3 separate regions of the Homo sapiens genome follow, and all the other regions are linked to region 1. Evidence: read pairs that join two places in POLR2A ChIA-PET (ENCODE). Cell type or tissue: OCI-LY7. All regions are shown on one strand.

Region 1 (4,000 bases):
CTGAGTTCTCCTGATCCTTTTCTTTAGCTCCATATGGTTCTGTTTTTGTTATGTGGGGATTTGTCACTTCTGTGTTTTCTTGGTCTTCATACATGTAAAATGCCAGTTTTATTCATTAAGTATGAATAATTTCAAGTTGTTAAATCTTTGCTTCCCTGTAATGTGCTTTGTAAAATACTGGCTGCCAATATGTCTGTTTCTCTTGATGCTGGACACTTCTATCCAAAGTGCTGCTGTGAAGGCTGTAGCATTTTACAAATGTTTTGGCAAGAAGTGATTGAGGTACAGTTTAATGCAGGTTCCTGCCCACTTTGTATAGCCCCATGCACACAAAATAAATATCACACCCTCTTAACATTGACTGCTTCCTTTGTAGTACCATAAACATTCTTATTTTCTCTATTTCTGTACCCCCAACTGCAGCAGTTCAGAGAATGTCTTTTTTAACCATTTGATACCCATTTGGTAGAATATAGTATATTGGAGATGTGTCTTGAAATTGGATGCCATTTGGGTAGCAAACATGGTCAAGATCATATTAATGAGGTATGACCTATTTGTTCATTTTAGAAAAAGTAAAGGTGAGAATAACCAAACTAACTTAGTGCCACAGAAGATTTTTCTGGAGCACTCACAACAGTGAATGTGGAGCCAGTAATCTAGTGGGAGCTTGTATATACATCCATGTGTATGTGTATTTAGAGTGAGGCATGTCTAGGGCTTAAGTGGTATTGAATCTACTTCCACTAGCTGAGGTAGTAATTAAAATCTTGGTCGAGCATGGTGGTTCATGTGCGTAATCCCAGCACTTCAGGAGGCCCAGGCCAGTGGATTGCTTGAGGCCACGAGTTCAAGACCAGACTGGCCAACATGACAAAACCCCATCTCTGCTACAAGTACAAAAATTAGCTGGGTGTAGTGGTGTGTGCCTGTAGTCCCAGCTGCTAAGGAGACTGAGACAGGAGAATTGCTTTAACCTGGGAGGCGGAGGTTGCAGTGAGCCGAGATGGCACCACTGTGCTCTACCTGGGTGACAGAGCAAGACTCTGTCTCAAAAAGCAAAACAAAACAAAAGCCAAGATCTTGATGAAAAAATAGTGATGAGAAACATTGACCGGACAATCATGAAGGCTCTGCCACCTTAATTGGGCTTGGGTAAATTTTAAAATCCAAGTCTCAATTATAAAATGAGGAAGTAAAACAAAAAGTTCTAAATTTTGCTTTTTAAATAATTGAGTCATTCTCTGTATCTTTAAAACACTAAAGTAGCTTTGTCTTCATTTTCATTCTCATTTGAGAGGTTGTAGAACTACCTTTTAAAAGTTAATAAGGTTATAAAACCTATGAAAGTGAGGGGTCAGCAAGTGTTGGTCCTGCTATTTTTGTAAGTAATATTTTATTGAAATACAGCCATATCCATTCATTTCCAGTTGTCTGTGACTACTTTCATATTACTGGAGCAGGGTTGAGTACTCGTAGTAGAGATCACATGGGCCGCAAAGCTCAAAATATTTACTACCTGGCCTTTATATAGGCTTAGAAAATAGAGCCTTGACAAAATTTTATACTTTAATAGTGTGGTTTTTCCTTCTGTTAAAAAAAAAAAAAAAGACAGCATTGCCAATACCACCTTTCCTTTTTATAGTTATTGCTGTGTATATTAAAGCATTCCTGAAATTATATTTTAGGACAATCTTAGCATTAACATAATTGCATTTGTCCTTTGTTTCACAGGAAGATGAAAAATTTCTGACAGATTTGTTTGCACAACTAACAGATGAAGCAACAGATGAGGAAAAAAGACAGGAATTGGTAAGAAATTAGATACTATGAAAGGCATAAAAATAAAACAACTGGCCGGGCTTGGTGGCTCACGCCTGTAAATCCCAGCACTTTGGGAGGCCGAGGTGGGTGGATCACGAGGTCAGAAGTTTGAGACCAGCCTGGCGAACATGGCGAAACCCCATCTCTACTAAAAAGTACAAAAATTAGCCAAGCATGGTGGCGGGCACCTGTAATCCTAGCTACTCAGAAGGCTGAGGCAGGAGAATCGCTTGAACTCGGGAGGTGGAGGTTGCAGTGAGCCAAGATCGTGCCATTGCACTCCAGCGTCGGCAACAAGAGCAAGACTCCGTCTCAATAAATAAATAAATAAAATAAACTTTTTATATCACTTATCCTTTTTTCTAATTTCAGGTTAACTTTTTAAAAGAATTTTGTGCGTTTTCCCAAACGCTACAGCCTCAAAACAGAGATGCTTTTTTCAAGACTTTGTCAAACATGGGCATATTACCAGCTTTAGAAGTCATCCTTGTAAGTTTTGTGTCTCCTCATTTTTAATTACCATTTTTTAATCCCAAAATTAATATTTTTAATGCTACATGCAAATATTCTATTATAGCCAATATTTGAAATTAGCTGCGTAGTTCATTAAGTTAAAGAAGCTGTAAAATTCCAATATTAGACAGTTTTCACACAGTATTGAAAGAATGCAGTAAAGGAATTTCCCATAATTTAATGATAGTTTGTCAGCTTTGCAGCTTATTAGCTGAAATGTTAAAATAGGCAAACAAATAAATGATTTAGAAAGTATAATTTTATCCGTACAATAAGAGTTTTATATGCAGAAGAATTTCTTTGACCTTTCTTTTACATTGAAGTTTTTTCATATGTTTTGTTAGGTTTGGATATTTACATAGCTATAGGTTCCGTATTTTTATAAATACAGGAAAAATAAATGTTTTTTGTCTGCAGGGCATGGATGATACACAGGTGCGAAGTGCTGCTACTGATATATTCTCATACTTGGTTGAATATAATCCATCCATGGTACGAGAGTTTGTCATGCAGGAGGCACAACAGAATGATGATGTAAGTAAGAAGTTAACAGAGCAAAAAATAACCAGCAAGGTAAATATTATTTGTACTAATAGTAAGTATTTATACATAGGAAGCTATAACTGTTTTTATTATTCACTTTTAAGATTTAATTGTTGCTGTTTGGGAAAAGTGTAGCCATAATATCAGACAGCTTATTGTTCCCCTAAATTGGTTCCTGTCTCAGTTTATCAATTTGTCCTACAGCAACTATTTATGTTCATTTAAATTGCCTTTTAAAATATTCATGTCAGTTTTTTTTTGTTTTGTTTTGTTTTAATTCTGAAGTCAACTTGCTATATTGTGTTTTTTAAATCATTTAGTCAATCAATTCTTGTATCTGGGGAATTAAGAGTAAGTTACCTAGGAAAACATTGACTTTAGGGTAGATTCTCAAAATCGCCAAGAATGAAGAAATGTAGCACAGTCCCTTAAAATATGAAGGGTGCTGTTTCTTTACTGCCTAGCCATAGAGAACAAGCTGTTACGTTGTTCACAAACACTCACGTTAGCATCTGAGATATACCAGATTTTAAAGTAGTAGAGAATATATCCTGGTAATGTGAAGGGTGCGCCTGGATCACATAGTGCGTGACATGTGAGAGCACTAAATGTGTGTGCTCTCCTTTATTTTAAAATAATTGAACCAATGATTCTGATTTTTTCCTGCTTCCCCCATAACAATTTGGAAGCAACTTTTTACGTAAGAATGAGTAAGAAGGACCTGCTCTCAGGTCCTTCTTAAGGGAGGAGGGGAATAAAGATCCCCTAAGGAAAAAAAAAAAATCTGTTTAGAATTCCAGCCTGTGGTATTTTTACGAAATAGGAAAATAGACTGTCTTACTTTTTGAAAAGATCCTATTTAATGTATTGTGATGTCAAAAGGAAATGGAATGCCATGTAACTGCTATGTTTAAGTTTTTATTTTTATAGTGCAGGATAGGTGCAAAAAAGCACCAGTTTGAACTGTTGTGTCATGTTTTTCTTTTATAAAATATTAACATCGGCCTCAGCAACATAGCAAGACCCTCCTTTAGTACAAAATTAATTTTTAAAACTTAGATATGGTGGCATGCACCCATAGTCCCAGATACTCAGGAGGATGAGAAGGAAGAGTCTCTTA
Region 2 (4,000 bases), 470 kb before region 1:
GCTGCGTGACTATGGGGAGGTTACCTAACCTCTCTTATCTTCACCTCTAATAACATGGAGATGATCATTCCTACTGCTTAGAGTGGTGGTGAGGACAGGGGACCTGGATCAGGGCTTTTCGGCTGCAGGTAGGAAGATGCAGGTGGAAGCAGATGGGATAGGCCACAGTCCATCCACTGGCGTTTTATAGAGTGAGTGCCTTCTGTAAGATTTCATTGACAAAAGTACTCCAATGGCTTAAAAACAAACAAACAAACAAACAAACAAACAGGAAAAAGAAACAGGTTGAAGCCTCCACTAGAATGAATGCAAAGGACTCAGCATGTCTTATGTGCTGTCTCCACCATTCTGCTTTTCCAGACTGTCCCTTCTTCAAATCACCGTTTAACTTGTTAAAATCACTTTCGAGCCAGGGGACACTTTTCCAGGAAAGCGAGAAAATGCCAGGGAGAATCGGGGAATGAGGGCGGGGAGAGAAAAGCGTCCTAAGACTTGCATTGCACAAGCTGAAGTCTGGAATTCGCACCAGCGGGATTCCATCCTCTTCCCCCCCACCCCACCCCGCTGCTCCCCACCCCTTCTTCGGGAAGATCGCGACTCTCCCGTCGCTCGCCCCAAGCCTCTGCTTCGTAGGTTCTGGTTTCCCAATCGATCGTGAGTTTCTAGTCCCTGGAGCTGCGTGGGTCGTGAGTTCAAGTCCCTTTCCTTCCGGAGGCGACAACGTTCTCGCGGGTCCCCTTGCCACGCAGCGCGGGCGTGCACGCCCCTCCCCGCCGGGCCGCGCTGCCAGCCCCGCCCCGCCCCTGGGTGGGAAGGTCAAGGGGCCCGGGCCCTCCCAGCCCCCGCACCCCTGCGCGCGCCCGCCCCTCGCCTTCTGCCCGGGCGCTCGCAGCCGAGCGCGGCCGGGGAAGGGCTCTCCTCCCAGCGCCGAGCACTGGGCCCTGGCAGACGCCCCAAGATTGTTGTGAGGAGTCTAGCCAGTTGGTGAGCGCTGTAATCTGAACCAGCTGTGTCCAGACTGAGGCCCCATTTGCATTGTTTAACATACTTAGAAAATGAAGTGTTCATTTTTAACATTCCTCCTCCAATTGGTTTAATGCTGAATTACTGAAGAGGGCTAAGCAAAACCAGGTGCTTGCGCTGAGGGCTCTGCAGTGGCTGGGAGGACCCCGGCGCTCTCCCCGTGTCCTCTCCACGACTCGCTCGGCCCCTCTGGAATAAAACACCCGCGAGCCCCGAGGGCCCAGAGGAGGCCGACGTGCCCGAGCTCCTCCGGGGGTCCCGCCCGCGAGCTTTCTTCTCGCCTTCGCATCTCCTCCTCGCGCGTCTTGGACATGCCAGGAATAAAAAGGTGGGTTCTCGGCGCTGGACTTTTCTTTCTCCAGGGTCTGGAAGCCTTGCTAAAAATCCGATGGGTGGAAAATGGTTATGGCTGCGATTCAGGCGGTGTCAGGATATTGGAAAAGGCATGAGCTAGTGATGCAATGATATTGTTAATTATAAAAAGCTGCGCCTCTGTAATTTCCATCTTGAAGCGTTCTTTTGGGAGTGGGTATTTTCTAATACAGTTTCAAAAGCCAGCATCAGAGAGGGCTGCGAAATTCTCAGCGCTTCATTCCTCTTTCTTTTCTGGAAAGGGCAGCAACTTTGTCGTTTTAAGGGATTTTTGTATGTATTTTTTAAATTTCGGGAGGCCAATTACTAGTTCACTAGCAATTACTGCGCCGCATCGGCTGATAGACAAGCAGACAGGCTAGCTGAACACCGCGGGGCTGGATTTGCTCTATGTTTGTGTGGGATTCTCACAGAAGTTTCAAGCCAATGAGAAGTGGGAACTGCAGACAGAGATACATGTAAGCAAATGTTTTGCTATTCTTTAAGGAAATTGCAATTACAGTTAAGTAATCCTTAAGTCTTGGAGAACTTTACCTAAATGACACCCACAGTCTTTATTCAGCGAGCTCTTGAAAACATACTGCTTTGAACAAATTAACCTTGTGTGCGTATGTATGTGTCTGTGGGGTGTGTGTGTGTGTGTGTGTGTGCTGAAAACTAAGCTGTAACAATGTCATCCTGGATTGGGGACCAGCACTTCTGTGACAGGCAGTCCTGGTATTTGGTTGGTCTCTCCGGCTTTCCTTGTGTTTCAGGCTGAGGCACAACACCGGCGAACCCACCTGCTTTAGAAAGTTCCCAGGACCGGTTATGAGCACCAACCTGCCTCCCCCCAGCTATTCTTATAGTTAGTTCATTTTTGGAGTTTCCAGGGTTTTTTTTTTTTAATCACAAGGTGCAGCTATTCGTGATGCTGTGAGGCAGTAGTGCTTGGGTATTCTTTCATTTTAGGAAAATCCTATTAGCCTGGAACCTGTTTGGCCCCCAGGACTCAGCTGTGGCTCTTCCAAGAGGCTGGGCTTGAGGCAAGACCTGTCCCAGGGCTGCCTCTAGCCAAAGGGAATGGGGCTGCGGGGAGTAGGGGGAAAGATGGGGTTAGCATGCCTTTTCAACTAGCTCTTGAAGTCCACTGTGTTGCAGTCAGCCTGTTCTTTCTCCAACATAAACGAGACAGGGTTTTATAACCAACTGAAAGGAAACTTCATGTGAAGAAACAGGAAAACATTGAAATTCATAATACACAGACTGGAAAATAAATTTGTTATTGTTCTTTCATTCCTTCCAGATATAAATCTGGCCATGGCAAATATCAAAAAGCCCTGGGATTTGGCTCTGCACTTTATAAGGTCAGAGCTGTCTCCAGCGTTCTAGAATCTGGCTCACCCAGGCACTTACATGAAAACTTGTGGACTCTCAGCGTCCTTATTTTTTGGATTGGGGACTCGATAAAGGAAATGGCCTCGCATCTCCTAAGATCGTATCAGGGCCCTATTCCCTCTGGATGTCAGCTTAACTCCAGGTCCTCTAATACCCAGGGTTGCTGATGCAGATGGGCCATGTGTCCTGAAAGGGAGGGATTATATTGTTGTGGTGCACGTTTGTAGTAACGGGCCCCAGAATTCAGCCATGTCCCCAGGTTCACTGCTCTGTTGAAGAAGCCTTCAAGATCACCTTCTCCAGGAAGTCTTGTTGCTACCCACAGCCTGGTTGTTATGGCACCCAATAGGTATTTCTTTCCATGCCCTTGCCAAGGTGTATGGACATTGTCGTGGCTCCCCAACTGGTTCTCAAGGGTAGTGGTTGTTTCACAGTTCTGTAGCTCCTCCATCTGGCATCCACACCCACAAGCAGTAGTTGCTTGGATAAACTGCTGTTGAACTGAATAATAGTACTAGATAACGCTCTGCTTTTGTTTAGATTTTCTTTTTTTTTTTTTTTTTGAGACGGAGTCTCGCTGTCTCCCGGGCTGGAATGCAGTGGCGCAATCTCGGCTCCCTGCAACCTCTGCCTCCTGGGTTCAAGTGATTTGTCTGCCTTGGCCTCCAGAGTAGCTGGGACTACAGGCGCCTGCCACCACAGTCGGCTAATTTTTGTATTTTTAGTAGAGACGGGGTTTCACCATGTTGCCCAGGCTGGTCTCAAACTCCTGACCTCGGGTGATCCACCCACCTCGGCCTCCCAAAGTGCTGGGATTAGAGGTGGGAGCCACCATGCCCAGCCTGATTTTGTCTTTTTTTCTACCATAACCATTTTGAAGAGTCTAGTTCAGTAGTGTTAACTGCATTCACATTGCTGTGCAATCTCCAGAACTCTTTTCACCTTGCATGACTGAATCTCTGTACCTATTAAACAATTCCCCATCTTCCCCTCCCACTAAGCCCCTGGTTACCAACATTCCACTTTTTGTCTCTGTAATTTCGACTACACTAGGTGCCTCGTATAAATGGACCCATGCAGACTTTGTCTTTTTTGTGAGTGGCTTTTTTCACTTAACATAATACAGTCAGGGTTCATTCATATTGTAGCATGTGTCAGAATTTCCTTCCTTTTTAAGACTGAATACTATTCCCTTGTGTGTACAGACTGCATTTTGTTTATCCATGTA
Region 3 (4,000 bases), 83 kb before region 1:
AATTACTTTGGACAGTAAGGCCATTTTCATGATATTGATTCTTCCTATCCTTGAACATGGAATGTTTTTCCATTTGTTTGTGTCCTCTCTGATTTCCTTGAGCAGTGTTTTGTAACTCTCCTTGAAGAGGTCCTTCACTTCTCTTGTTAGCTGTATTCCTAGGTATTTTATTCTCTTTGTACCAGTTGTAAATGGGAGTTCATTCATGATTTGGCTCTCTGCTTATCTGTTGTTGGTGTATAGGAATGCTTGTGAATTTTGCACATTGATTTTCTATTCTGAGACTTTGCTGAAGTTGCTTAAGAAGCTTGTGGCCAGGTGTAGTGGCCCATGCCAGTAATCCCAGCATTTGGGGAGGCTGAGGCAGGTGGATCACCTGAGGTTAGGGGTTCAAGACCAGCCTGGCCAACATGGCAAAACCCTGTCTCTACTAAAAATACAAAAATTAGCTGGGTGTGGTGGCACACACCTGTAGTCCCAGCTACTTGGGAGGCTGAGGAACAAGAATCGCTTGAACCCAGGAGGCAGAGGTTGCAGTGAGCCAAGATCATGCCATTGTACTCCAGCCTGGGTGACAGGGCAAGACTCTGTCTCCAAAAAAAAAAAAAAAAAGCTTTTGGGCTGAGACAATGGGGTTTTCTAGATATAAAATCTGCAAACAGAGACAGTTTGACTTCCTTTCTTCCTATTCTAATATCCTTTATTTCTTTCTCTTGCCTGATTGCCCTGGCCAGAGCTTCCAATACTATCTTGAATAGGAGTGGTAAGATGGGGCATCCTTGTCTTGTGCCAGTTTTCAAGGGGAATACTACCAGCTTTTGCCCATTCAGTATGATATTGGCAATGGGTTTTCATAAATGGCTCTCATTATTTTTATGTGTGTTCCATCACTACCTAGTTTATTGAGACTTTTTAATATGAAGGGATGTTGAATTTTATCAAAGGCCTTTTTTCATCTAATGAGATGGTCATGTGGTTTTTGTCTTTAGTTCTATTTATGTGATGAATTATGTTTATTGATTTGCATATGTTGAACCAGCCTTGCATCCCAAGGATGAAGCCAACTTGATCGTGGTGGATAAGCTTTTTGATGTGCTGCTGGATTCTGTTTGCCAGTATTTTATTGAGAGTTTTTGCATTGATGTTCATCATGGATATTGGCCTGAAGTTTTCTTTTTTTTATTGTATCTCTGCCAGGTTTTGGTATCAGGATGATGCTGGCCTAATAAAATGAATTAGGGAGGAGTTCCTTCTTTTCAATTGTTTGAAATATTTTCAGAAGGGTCCCAGCTCCTCTCTATGTCTCTGGTAGAATTCAGCTATAAATCTGTCTGATCCTGGGCTTTTTTTGGTCTGTAGGCTATTTATTACTGCCTCAATTTCAGAACTTGTTATTGGTCTATTCAGGGATTCAACTTCTTCCTGGCTTAGTCTTGGGAGGGTGTATGTGTTCAGGAATCTATCCTTTTCTTCTAGATTTTCTAGTTTATTTGCATAGAGGTGTTTATAGTATTTTTGTATTCGTATAGTATTGTTTGTATTTCTGTGGGGTCAGTGGTGATATCCCCTTTGTCATTTTTTATTGTGTCTATTTGATTCTTCTCTCTTTTATTCTTTATAAGTCTAGCTAGCAGTCTATTTTATTAATTTTTTCAAAAAACCAGCTCCTGGAGTTGTTGATTTTTTTGAAGGGTTCTTTCTGTCTCTATCTCCTTCAGTTCTGCTCTGATCTTGGTTATTGCTTGTCTTCTGCTAGATTTGGGGTTTGTTTGATCTTGGTTCTCTAGCTCTTTTAGTTGTGACATTAAGATGTTGATTTCAGATCTTCCCAGCTTTTTTATGTGGGCCTTTAGTGCTATAAATTTCCCTCCTAACACTGCTTTAGCTACATCTCAGAAATTTTGGTACATTGTCTCTTCATTCTCATTGGTTTCAAATAACTTCTTGATTTCTGCTTTAATTTCATAATTTAGCTGGGAGTCGTTCAGGAGCAGGTTGTTCAATTTCCGTGTATTTGTGTGGTTCTGAGTGAGTTTCTTAGTCTTGAGTTCTAATTTGATGGCACTGCGGTCTAAGAGACTTTTTGTTATGATTTCAGTTCTTTTGCATTTGCTGAGGAGTGTTTTACTTCCAATTATGTGATTGATTTTAGAGTAAGTTGCCATGTGACATCAAGAAGAATTTATATTCGATTGTTTGGGGGTGGAGAGTTTTGTAGATATCTATCAGGTCCACTTAAGCCAGAGCTGAGTTCAAGTCCTGAATATCCTTGTTAATTTTCTGTCTTGATGATCTGTCTAATATTGACAGTTGGGTGTTAAAGCCTCCCACTATTATTGTTTGGGAGTCTAAGTCTCTTTGTAGGTCTCTAAGAACTTGTTTTATGAATCTGGGTGCTCTTGTACTGGGTGCATATATATTTAGAATAGTTAGGTCTTCTTGTTGAATTGAACCCTTTACCATTATGTAATGCCCTTCTTTGTCTTTTTCGATCTGTGTTGGTTTAAAGTTGGTTTTGTCAGAAACTAGGATTGTAACCCCTGCTTTTTTCTGCTGTCCATTTGCTTGGTAGATTTTCCGCCATCACTTTATTTTGAACCTATGTGTGTCTTTGCACATAAGATGGGTCTCTTGAATATAGCACACTGATGTGGCTTGACTCTTTATCCAGCTTGCCATTCTGTGTCTTTTAATTGGGGCATTTAGCCAATTTCCACTTAAGGTTAACATTGTTATGTGTGAATTTGATCCTGTCATCATGATGCTAGCTGATTATGTTCCAGACTTGTTGAGGTAGTTGCTTCATAGTGTCACTGGTCTGTGTACTTCAGTGTGTTTTTGTAGTGGCTGGTAACATTTTTTCCCTTTCCATATTTAGTGCTTCCTTCAGGAGCTCTTGCAAGGCAGTCTTGGCAGTGACAAATTTCCTCAGCATTTGCTTGTCTGAAAAGGATTTTATTTCTCCTTCACTAATGAAGTTTAGTTTCGCCAGATATGAGATTCTGGATTGGAAATTTTTTTATTTAAGAGTCTCCCTCTCCCTCTCCCTCTCCCTCTCCCTCTCCCCACGGTCCCCCTCTCCCCACAGTCCCCCTCTCCCCACGGTCTCCCTCTCCCTCTCTTTCCACCGTCTCCCTCTGATGCCGAGCCGAAGCTGGACTGTACTGCTGCCATCGCGGCTCACTGCAACCTCCCTGCCTGATTCTCCTGCCTCAGCCTGCCGAGTGCCTGCGATTACAGGCGCGCGCCGCCACGCCTGACTGGTTTTCGTACTTTTTTGGTGGAGACGGGGTTTCGCTGTGTTGGCCGGGCTGGTCTCCAGCTCCTAACAGTGAGTGATCCGCCAGCCTTGGCCTCCCGAGGTGCCGGGTTTGCAGACGGAGTCTGGTTCACTCAGTGCTCAATGGTGCCCAGGCTGGAGTGCAGTGGCGTGATCGTGGCTCGCTACAACCTCCACCTCCCAGCCACCTGCCTTGGCCTCCCAAAGTGCCGAGATTGCAGCCTCTGCCCGGCCGCCACCCCGTCTGGGAAGTGAGGAGCGTCTCTGCCTGGCCGCCCATCGTCTGGGACGTGAGGAGCCCCTCTGCCTGGCTGCCCAGTCTGGAAAGTGAGGAGCGTCTCTGCCCAGCCGCCATCCCATCTAGGAAGTGAGGAGCGCCTCTTCCCGGCCGCCATCCCATCTAGGAAGTGACGAGCGTCTCTGCCCGGCCGTGACCCCGTCTGGGAGGTAAGGAGTGTCTCTGCCCGGCCGCCCCATCTGAGAAGTGAGGAGACCCTCCGCCTGGCAACCGCCCCGTCTGAGAAGTGAGGAGCCCCTCCGCCTGGCAGCCACCCCGTCTGGGAAGTGAGGAGCGTCTCCGCCCGGCAGCCACCCCATCCGGGAGGGAGGTGGGGGTCAGCCCCCGCCAGGCCAGCCGCCCCGTCCGGGAGGGAGGTGGGGGGGTCAGCCCCCCGCCCGGCCAGCCGCCCCGTCCGGGAGGGAGGTGGGGGGGTAGCCCCC

What was found. ChIA-PET counts read pairs that join two places held together with the same protein. Peaks named below come from ENCODE experiments on the same cell type or tissue, not always from the same donor. Only the 100,000 strongest peaks of a DNase experiment are listed, where the experiment ranks them.
Region 2: POLR2A ChIA-PET joins it to region 1 with 5 read pairs; 3 of 35 experiments call an interaction of 5 or more read pairs at or near these places.
Region 3: POLR2A ChIA-PET joins it to region 1 with 5 read pairs; 3 of 35 experiments call an interaction of 5 or more read pairs at or near these places.

The regions. Positions count from the first base shown.
Region 1 is chr14:91,474,721-91,478,720 of GRCh38, reverse strand. It overlaps PPP4R3A (protein phosphatase 4 regulatory subunit 3A), which reads left to right. Exons shown (of 15, transcript NM_001366432.2): 5 at 1,735-1,812; 6 at 2,197-2,313; 7 at 2,755-2,910. Among named protein-coding and RNA genes, the nearest start is that of PPP4R3A, 34 kb to the left of the region's middle. In OCI-LY7, no CTCF peak of the experiment used is centred here; no DNase peak of the experiment used is centred here; H3K27ac peaks cover 933 bases.
Region 2 is chr14:91,944,564-91,948,563 of GRCh38, reverse strand. It overlaps FBLN5 (fibulin 5), which reads left to right and starts at 870. Exons shown (of 11, transcript NM_006329.4): 1 at 870-1,351. The coding sequence starts at 1,335. In OCI-LY7, no CTCF peak of the experiment used is centred here; no DNase peak of the experiment used is centred here.
Region 3 is chr14:91,557,462-91,561,461 of GRCh38, reverse strand. All of the region lies in intron 2 of LOC101928957 (a long non-coding RNA gene), which reads left to right. Among named protein-coding and RNA genes, the nearest start is that of PPP4R3A, 49 kb to the right of the region's middle. RefSeq lists enhancers at 3,354-3,895, 3,896-4,000. In OCI-LY7, no CTCF peak of the experiment used is centred here; no DNase peak of the experiment used is centred here.